2 separate regions of the Homo sapiens genome follow, and region 2 is linked to region 1. A link is a contact called in ENCODE Hi-C or POLR2A ChIA-PET data. All regions are on one chromosome and are shown on one strand. Each heading gives the region's core, a stretch centred on a gene start or an enhancer-like site at or near the end of the contact. The rest is flanking DNA. Distances are from core to core; before and after follow the strand shown. Region 1 has its middle 53 kb from the start of NCOR2. Region 2 has its middle 87 kb from the start of NCOR2.

Region 1 (4,948 bases), core at 847-3,346:
TCTTCTGCCACATTCTATTAGTTGTGAGTGAGTCATGAACGTGCTCAGATTCAGGAGGGAGAGAACATAAACCCCACTCTCCAGCAGTGGGAGGTAAAGGTCATATGGGAAGAATATCTTGTGGGATGGGAGAAATTGCAGAGGCTGTCTCTGGAAAATGCCATCTGTTACAAGGGACTTAGACCACCCCCGTCCCACCTCTCCTCCAGGCCTGGGTCCTTCCCATGGCCACCTGCTGACCACTGGGGACTTCTGTGTCATCCCTCCAGCTCTGAAGATTCCTCTCAGTGAACTTCTTAGCTAAGCCTGCCAGCCCACAGCCTTCTCTCGTGTCCTGCCTGGCGAGGGGTCTGGCTGGTGTTGAAGGCAGCCCCAGGGCCTCACCTCACACTGCACAATGACCCACGGTGCCCTGGACAAGAGGCTGCCCTTGGCATTCCAGGCAAAAAGTCGCTTCCCTGAAATGTTCTCCAGTGGGAAGCTAAGAGCGTGCCTGCCTCCCATCCTGACCTCCTGCCCCTTCAGAAGCGTCCCTGCAGCTCCTGCCTGCACCTGGCAGGGAGCACCGCTACAGAGTTTGCTGCTGTACCGGCTCAGAAACGGGAGTTCCCGGCACAGGGCCATCGGCGAGCCTCCCAGCTGGAGTGTGGGCAGAGGCAGACACTGGGGCTGCAGGGGAGTGGCCCCCAGGGTGTGAATAGGAGGGCATCCTGCAGGCTCCAGACATTGCCATGCGTGTTGCTGTGATTAACCCCCAAACCCAGCTCCATCATTCATTCACTCCTTCATTTGTTCATCCTATTGTCCCAGGAGCTGGGCTATAACAGAAAGGAGACAGGCCACAGACAGACAGGCAAGGCCATCCCAGGCAGTGAGAGGCGACGTGAACTCTGTGAACTGAGATGATGAGGAAGAGAGGAGAAGGGCGGGGCCGCTTTAGAAAGGCTGCTGGGGATGTCCTGTTTGAGGAGGTGACCCTGTCACTGGAGCCAAGCCAAGAGCTGGGGAAGAGCATGTCAGGCCCCAAGAACTGCAGGTGCAAAGGCCCTGAGGCAGGACCCTAGCAGGACCCTAGCAGGTGCAGGTGCAGGTGCAAAGGTCCTAAGGCAGGACCTGAGCAGGTGCAGGTGCAAAGGCCCTGAGGCAGGACCTGAGCAGATGCAGGTGCAAAGGCCCTGAGGCGGGACCTGAGCAGGTACGGGTGCAAAGGCCCTGAGGCAGGACCCGAGCAGGCATGTCTGAGGGTCATAGGAAGCCTGTGTGCCTGGAGCAGAGGGTACAAGCCCAACGTGGAGCTTGTGCATGGCTCTCCACTGCCTCCCAACTCAGTCCAGGGGCTTCTGCTCGGCTTTCAATGCCCTCCACTGTGGGGGCCCTGCCACACCTCCCCATTCTCTGGGGGCCCCAGGATTTCCCACATCCTTGTTTTTTCCCATATTGCATTAGGATTTGACTTTATTATTTAAACAAGAAGCAGAGGCCCCCACTCCTTAGGGCGGAAACGTTGCTCAGAATCACATCCTGGAGGATGGAGTGAAAGGGATGTTGGTCTTAGAAGCCCTAAGAGAAGACGGCACAGAGTGGCTGGACTGGGGGTGGGGGTGGAAGAGACTGAGGAAGGCCAGGTGGACAAGGCGGGGTGGGGCCCACAGTCCTCATTGCCACAGGGCTTTGCCATCTTGCCAAGGAGCCAACTTGCCCTGATTCCACGGAGCAGGCCACTGGGACTTCCCACTTCTGTGGGGGCGCTGCGACTGCCTCCAAGATCCTCCCCAAATCTCTCTGGGCCTCAGTGAGGTGCCTGGGGAATGGATTTAAGATTGGTGGCCCAGTTTCCGGACAGCTGGGAGATGAGCTCAGCCTTACTAATGTGATCGAAGTTGCCAACCCCTGCCCCGCACATCCTCAGGGGACCCTAGGCTGCTGGCCACCAGCAAGGTTGTCTTGTCTGTTTGATCTTCGATTCCTGAGGGTAGTGGGCACCTCGGTAGGTGATCCTGCCCAAATCCCGCCTCCGCTTGTCCTCTTGGCAGGGCGGCCTCCCTCCCGCATACCACAGCCTTCCTGCAATGCTGCGACTCGGGTTCATTCCAGGGGATCCTTGAGCGCTGGCGGCACAGAGGGGCCAACCTTGAACTCAGCAAAGAGGAATGCTTGACTCCTCTCCAGCTGGAAGGCTGTACCTGGGCTAAGAACTGATGAGCCTGCTTGAAGGAAACACTCCGTGCTTTTGTTAAAGGGGAAGGGAAAATAAAATCCCAAATCAACCTTGGATCAATGTCTCTTCCCCAGACGGCAGCCCAAGGCCTCTGCGGCCTCTGCATCAGTCAGCTGGGAAAGCGGCACAGCCCCTGGGACTGTGGCTGGGCCAGCCAGCCTCCACCCAGACAGAGCCCGCAGCAGGCCGTTGATTCACCGTTCCCCAGCAAAAGCGTCATCCTGAGTCCCATGGAAGAGACTGGTTAATCTCTTACTGTGTAATTAATCTCTTACTGTGTACCAGGCACATGCATACATCCCATAACGCATTCAGCCTCACACCATCTACTTTACAAAGCACATAGCACTACTGTCTTCATCTGGCAGTTAGCAAACCTGTGGCCCAGAGGGGTGGACCAATTTACTCATAGCCACATAGCTGTCAGGAGCTGAGATACAAGCCCAGGCGTGGTGGATCCAAAGCCTCTTGTCCTGGCTGGGCATAATGGCTCACACCTGTAATCTCAGCACTTTGAGAGCCTGAGGCAGGAGGATTGCTTAAGGCCTGGAATGTAATATCAGCCTGGGCAACATAGCAAGACCCTGTCTTTATAGAAAAAATTTTAAAAATTGGCCAGGCATGGTGGTGTGCCTGTGGGCCTGGCTACTTGAGAGGCCGAGGCGGGAGGACTGCTGGAGTCCAGGAGTCTGAGGCTGCAGGGAGCTGTGACTGCGCCAGTGCACTCCAGCCAGGGTGAAAGAGTGATGCCCTATCTCAAGAAAAAAAAAAAAAGCTCTTGTCCCAAACCCTATATCACCAGGTCCGTAGAAGCAGGAGTGTATTGAATCCATTAGGGAGGCACTTGGCTACAAGTAACAAAAACCTTGGCTCACAGTGGCTTAAAGCATAAGGTCATTCATTGTTTATTTCGGAGGACATTGAGAAGCAGGCATAGCCCAGGTGGGTTCACTAGTTCCTCAGTGTCAGGATACAGGGCTGGCATCTCTGCAATTCTCTTAGCCTTCTCCTCATGGTGGCACCATGGCTGCCACAGCTGCAGACATCACTTCATCCCACAATGACATCCAAAGGCAGGAAGGAAGGTGAGGTGGGAAGGAGGCAAAAGGGACCAAACCTCTCTTCCTGTAACCTTCTCATTTTCTAGTGAGACCTTTTTCCCAGGAGCCGCCAGCATACTTCCCTCACGTTTCTGGCCAGAAGTGGATCACAGGCCTTCCCCGGATTACTCAGGCCCAGAGGGTGCAATGTGGTCCCCACTACATGGTAGACAGGATTTGAACTAAACAACAGTTCGCTGGAGTGGAAAATAAAGGATGCTACATTTTCTTATTGTGATAAAAAATATATATCATAAAATTTACCATTTTAACAATTTGTAAGTATACAGGTTGGTAGCATTAAGGACAGTCACATTGTTGTGCAACCACTACCATCCATTTCCAGAATTTTTTCATCTTCCCAAACTGAAACTCTGTCTCCATTAAACACCAACTCTCCACCTGGCTCCTGCCAGCCCCTGGCTCCCACCATTCTACTTTCTGTATCTGTGGATTTGACTATTCTAAGGTTGGACTAGTCCAACCTGTACATAAATTGAATCATACAGTATTTGTCCCTTTGTGGCTGGCTTATTTCACTCAGCACAGTGTCCTCAAGGCTCATCCATGTTGTGGCCCGTGTCAGAATATCCTTCCTTTTTCAAGGCTGCGTCGTATTCCATTGTATGGATACGCCACCTTTTGTTTACCCATAGTCTGTCACTGGATACTTGAGTTGCATCCATCTGTGGGCTGCCGGGAATCATGTATGGGGTCTTTAATGACTTTCAGCATCTTCAAAAGCATCTTCTCTGATGGAACGACGGTGGTGTGCGACGATGGTGTGCTGGGTATTGTATTGGCAAAAATATTGAGCAACTGGAACTCTCATCCCCTGTCTCGGGGATGCAAGATTTGGAAAACAGTTCAGCAGTTTCTTTCTTTCTTTCTTTCTTTCTTTCTTTCTTTCTTTCTTTCTTTCTTTCTTTCTTTCTTTCTTTCTTCTTTCTTTCTTTCTCTCTCTCTTTCTTTCTCTCTCCCTCTCTCTCTCTCTTTCTCTCTCTCTCTTTCTTTCTTTCTTTCTTTCTTTCTTTCTTTCTTTCTTTCTTTCTTCTTTCCTTCTTTTTTTTTTTTGAGATAGGGTCTCGCTCTGTTACCCAGTGGCGTAATCTCGGCTCACTGCAACCTCCGCCTCCCAGGCTCAAGCGTTTCTCCTCCCTCAGCCTCACTGAGTAGCTGGGATTACAGGTGTGCCCCACTACCGCCCAGCTAATTTTTGTACTTTTAGTAGAGACGGGGTTTCACCATGTTGGCCAGGTTGGTCTTGAACTCCTGACCCCAAATGATCCACCCACCTCGGCCTCCCAAAGTGCTGGGATTACAGGCGTGAGCCACTGTGCCTGGCCAGTTCAGCGGTTTCTTAAAAAGTTTAACCTAGACCTACCGTATGATCCAGCCATTTCACTCCAGAGAGTCTGCCTAAGAGAAATGGGAACATACGTCCACCCAGAAACTCACAGCACACATGTTCACAGCAGCATTGCTCACAAGAGCCAACAGGTGGAAGCAACCCAGGCGTCCATCAGCTAATGATGGTTAAACACGACGTGGTCCGTCCATGGGGTGGAGTATGATTCAGCCATAAGGTGGAACGCAGCCCTGGCTCACGCTACGGCACGGATGAACCTCG
Region 2 (4,948 bases), core at 841-3,340, 34 kb before region 1:
ACCCCATCATGGCTTCCGGGGCCACGCTTCCCCTCCTTGGACACAACAAGCTCATCCATACCCCAGGGCCATTGCACTGGCTTTCTCTCTGTTTTGAGATGTAGACACAGCTTGTTTCAACTCTGCCTTCAAGGCTCGATGTTTGAGCTTGCCTCCTCCAAGAAGCCCTCTCTGATCTTCTCCAGAGATCCCTGCCTACCCTGTTCCCTAGTTTTTTGTCTTTCTAGTCCTTTCCGTTTCTGAACGTATTTCTTTGTAGTTGCGTCTGTCTCCTCTCACAAACCTGTACAAACCTATCCAGTCTGAACACAGGGACTTTGTCAGTCCTGTCCTCTGCCATGGCTGTGTTCCCACCAGGCACAGAGTGACAGCTCAATGGATCTTTGTGGACTGTGTGACCTAAGGCAAGCCATCTCACCTCACAGGCCACCTCTTTTTCTCATCTGTAATTTGGGGTCTTCATTCAGCTTGGCAGACTCATGGGATCTAGTGAAATGTTGGTGGCTCTGTAAGCCTTCAGATCATGTTGAAATTACATTAAAAAGTGAGGCTCCTGGCTGGGTGCAATGGCTCACGCCTGTAATCCCAACACTCTGGGAGGCCAATGCGGGCGGATCACGAGGTCAGAAGATCGAGACCATCCTGGCCAACATGGTGAAACCCCATCTCTACAAACCATACAAAAAGTAGCTGGGCTTGGTGGTGCGTGCCTGCAATCCCAGCTACTCAGTAGGCTGAGGCAGGAGAATTGGTTGAACCAGGGGGTCAGAGGTTGCAGTGAGCCGAGATCGCGCCACTGCACTCTAGCCTGGCAAAAGGGTGAGACTCTGTCTCAAAAAAAAAAAAAAAAAAAAGTGAGGCTCCTTATTAAATTGTGGGGAGGTCTTCCACCCTCCCCACAAATCCCCTACTCCCCACATCCCTAAATCCAACCCTGCAGGAGGAATTCTCCCTGCCTCGCAGGCTTCAATCCCAGAGGGCTTCCTGAAGGTGGGGCCATTCTCCAGCCAGCTTTATCAGCCCTTGGGGCTGCAGGGTTGTTTCCCACATTTCAAAGCCTCCTCCTACTCCCCTGTTCCCTTCTCAAAGCCCTGAAACTTCCCCTCTGTAAGCCCTAGCCATCACTGCCCACCGCCCCGCCTCCCAGGCTGGGCCAAACATTTTCTTCAAGAATGCAAGTGGTCAAGGTCACGGCCTTCTCCTCTAGCATCCCCCGCCCCCTAGCCTGGGGAATTAGACTCTGGGCCACACCATCTGTCTGAAAACAATTAGCAATAAACACCAGCGCACTGGGGCTCTGGGTCATGGGGGCTGGTGGGGGATGGAGCGTGGTGGGCAGGGGATGGAGGAGGATGGAGCTGTGGGGGTTCTGAATGCAGAAGAAGGTTCCCGGCTGAATCAGCTTCCTGTCTGTGGGCCAAGAAAAATCCTCCCGGCCACCCCGGGGAGAGAGCTTCCCAGCAGCCTCTTGCAGAATGGAGAGGAGCCTCTACGCAGAATGCAACCTCACAAAGCCCCGGCCTCAGCTGGGGAGGCGGCGGGGGACCATCTGGCGGAGCGTGGAGATGTGTCCCAGCCAGACGGAGAAGCAGCCTTATTTGCGATGTATTGTGTGTTCCGTTTCTCAAAACACTCCACGCATATGCTTCAAGTGTATGGCTTGCAGCCAGCTGGGCCTGGGGTCGGGGGGAGGTGGGGAGACTTCCGAAGCCAAGGGGAAGGGTGACGGGCCTGTCCACGGAGTGCGGACCTCTCAAATGCTCCCCACAACCCAGCCCCAGCTGGCCTGGCACGACCCTGTTCCCCTCCTCCCCTGCTTGGCCTGCGCCTAGCTCTGAAGGCTTTCCAGTCTTGTTCAAATGTCACCTCCCCTTAGAAGGCAAGGCGAGTCTGATTAGCCAAACTGAGTTTATCTACATAAGGTTTGGCTCACCAAGCTGTTTTTTTCTTTTTGTTAATTTGAATAAGTTGCTAGTGAAAAAAAAAAAAGATTTTACATAAAAATCTGGATGTTCAGCTTCTTTTGAAAAATCGAAAGATCTGGCAAGTCTGGGCAGCAGGCCAGCACGGCGCCGGTCAGCCAGGCTGGAGGAGGTGGATGGGCGTCCCTGTAGCCAGGCGTGACTCTCCTGTCCCCGTATCCTGTTCATCCACTCACTGAGTCCACCATGCTGGGACCTGTTGCTGTGCCTGGGCTCTTACCGGGTTTAGATTTCCACAGGGAGACAGACACTGAACCCCTGAACCAGTGCATCCACAACACAATGTCCCATAGTGCCGAGTGTCACACAGGAAATAGCAGCGAAAGGGTGGAGGGGAAGACGAGTGGGAGAGGGTGCTGCTATTTTACATGAGAGGCCAGGGACGATGACGGGCCCCACGTGGAGGAAAGGCATTCCGGCGGGAGGGAACAGCAGGTGCAAAAGCCCCGAGGCTGGCACAGTTTGGGTGTCCGAAGAGCAGCACGGAAAAGCCGGAGGCCTGGTGTGGCGGGAGGTGGGTGAGTGAGCAGTGGCCAGGCTTCCTTCAGAGCAAGTGACCAGGACATGCCAGGGTTTGGGGTCCCCCAAGGTAGTCTGGGCCAGTGAGCCTCAGGGGATTTTCCAAGGTGGGGGCCAACTTTGAGAATTCCAGGTGGTTTGTCCTGGAATCTCAGCCACTCCTGAAACAGACTTTGAGGGTCCCAGTGGGGGGGCTTCCCCAGAGGCAGTGGCCCCTGGTGGTTAAGGGGCCACTTAGAGCCTGAGTTCCCCATATGTAAAATGGGGTAATTGAAACCCACCTCAGAGGGTTCGTGTGCTGTTAGATAGTATCTATGTGTATGTCTCTGTACAACTGTCCATGCACAAGGTTCAGACAATGCCAGGTGCATAGAAAGTGTGAAGTAACTCTTTGCTATTTTTTTTTTTTTTTTTTTTGGAGACAGATTCTCACTGTCACCCAGGCTGGAGTGCAGTGGCACGATCTTGGTTCACTGCAAGCTCTGCCTCCCGGGTTCAAGCGATTCTCCTGCCTCAGCCTCCTGAGTAGCTGGGATTACAGGTGTGCATCACCACACCCAGCTAATTTTTGTATTTTTAGTAGAGACGGGGTTTCACCATGTTGGCCAGGCTGGTCTCCAACTCCTGATCTCAGGCGATCCATCCGCCCGCCTTGGCCTCCCAAAGTGCTGGAATTACAGGCATGAGCCACTGTGCCCGGCTGCTGTTAGCCATTTTAATTTAAGGATCAAGTAAGATTGCTGTTTAAGGGAGCAGTTCCCAGACTGTTTGGCCCCTAGACCCTATGACACCCTTAGAAATTACTGAGGACTCCAAAAGGGCTTTTGTTTATGTGGGTTCTATTTATCAGTATTTACTGCATTAGAGATTAACATGATAAAATTTCAAAACATGCATTTATTTTAAAAGAACAATTTTATGCTCCTTAATATGTTGAGTAATATATTTTAAGAAAGATAACATTTTTTTCCCAAACATAAAGAAATAGTGAGAAGAGAGTGGCATCGTATGTTTCACAATTTTGCAAACCTCTTTCACGTCCAGTCCCTTAGAAGAGAGCTGGATTCCCAAATCTGCTTTTGCATCCGGTCTGGTGTGACTTGGCGTTTTGGTTGAAGGACATGAAGAAAACCCGACCTCACAGAGATGTAGGGAAGGAAAAGAAGGACCCTGTGGATCCCTCCAAGAGTCTCAGACCTCACTTTGAGAATCCCTGGTCTAGGGAGTCGTCCAGGACATGGTGTGGGAGGGGACATCTGCTTTGTCCCTACTGCTCCAAGGTGGGGACAGGGCTCCAGGAGGTGAAGCCTGGACTCCAGCTCCCGAATAAGCATCTGCCTGCAGCGACCCAGCAGGGAGGGAGACAGGCGTGTAGCAAGGAGTAAGCAGGAAGTTACAGCTCAGAACGATGTGGCCCGTGGCCCGTAATGGGGGGAGCACAGAGAGACGCCCCACCCAGCTGGGAGGCGGTAGGGGAGCTGCAGTCCCCTGCAGGTGTCCCTAGGTCCCCAGGATCATCAGGATTCCAACCCTGGCCACTCACATGGAGTCCCCGGGTGCCCCAGCCTGCGTGGCTCGGCGCTGGCCACGGGTGGTCACTGAAACTTCCCTTCAACTGCTTCAGTGGCCTCATCCCCATTTTATAGAGGAGGAAACAGGCTCCCACCTCCAAGATGGAGTCACTGGTGTGGGTGGCAGAGTCTGGGAGGGCATCCTGGCCCTGGGGCCCCACAGGTGCTCCTGCTGCCAGCATCGAGCACCTCTGGGTCTCTGGGTGACGACGGGGCAACAGACGGGAAAAACGGGTCCCTTCTCTCCCCTGCACTGCAGGCTCCTATCTGCAAAGACAGCTGCTGCCAGGTGGGGGCAGGGCTTTGCCCCTTGCTGGCTGCCCCCAGAGCCTCAGTTTCCTTATCCATAAAATGGGGGTAATGACATTCATGAACTACATGGGTTCCCTCCTAGGTAGCTCTGAGGGTGAACCGAGAACACAGCCCGTGTGGGCCTGGCACACTCTAGGCACACAACCAGCACCCGCCCCTGCCCGTGGCCACCTCCACTTGCAGAATGTCCCCAGCACTCACTCTGCTTTGCCTGCCATCTCCCCTCTGTGCTGTTCTTTATAAAAGCTCTCCCTTGCTGGCCACTTACAATCTCTCCCTCCTTTAAGCCTCTCAGCAGCTCTGCCAGGAGGGTAGCATCCTTATCCCCATTCTCCAGAAGACAAAACTGAGGTTGGGGTGTAAGTGTTTGTACAAGGCTACACAGGCGAGCAGACACATACGCTTTTCCCCACTCCACCCTTCGCAGAAACACCAGTGGGTTGCAAGGGTGTGAGGCTTGTGGACAGGCCTTTTCCCAGGAGGAATGAAAGAGAAACTCCACAACCCCATACGGGTGGGTCCACAGCTGCCTCCGTGAGCTCCAGACTAGGGTGTTCCTGGGAC

Evidence for each region. Hi-C counts contacts between places; a loop is a spot of excess contacts on that map. ChIA-PET counts read pairs that join two places held with the same protein, here RNA polymerase II (POLR2A). Pooled maps may share reads with other maps.
Region 2: a map of ascending aorta shows a loop between it and region 1 (4-fold over the local background). The contact joins two enhancer-like sites. A Hi-C loop is called at or near these places in 9 of 168 maps with a recorded cell type or tissue (CD14-positive monocyte, CD8-positive, alpha-beta T cell, IMR-90 and 5 more) and 14 of 50 pooled maps. POLR2A ChIA-PET finds 5 or more read pairs at or near these places in 6 of 52 experiments (AG04449, AG04450, GM12878 and 3 more).

The regions. Positions count from the first base shown.
Region 1 is chr12:124,618,624-124,623,571 of GRCh38, reverse strand. No RefSeq gene overlaps it. Among named protein-coding and RNA genes, the nearest start is that of NCOR2, 53 kb to the right of the region's middle. RefSeq lists enhancers at 120-1,013, 1,014-1,906. Within about 2 kb of position 2,096, at least 21 of the 41 ENCODE cell types and tissues checked have a DNase peak (open chromatin) inside an H3K27ac peak, as active enhancers do; they include CD14-positive monocyte, ascending aorta and ovary, where a contact is called at or near this core.
Region 2 is chr12:124,652,358-124,657,305 of GRCh38, reverse strand. No RefSeq gene overlaps it. Among named protein-coding and RNA genes, the nearest start is that of NCOR2, 87 kb to the right of the region's middle. RefSeq lists an enhancer at 4,538-4,948. Within about 2 kb of position 2,090, at least 28 of the 41 ENCODE cell types and tissues checked have a DNase peak (open chromatin) inside an H3K27ac peak, as active enhancers do; they include CD14-positive monocyte, ascending aorta and ovary, where a contact is called at or near this core.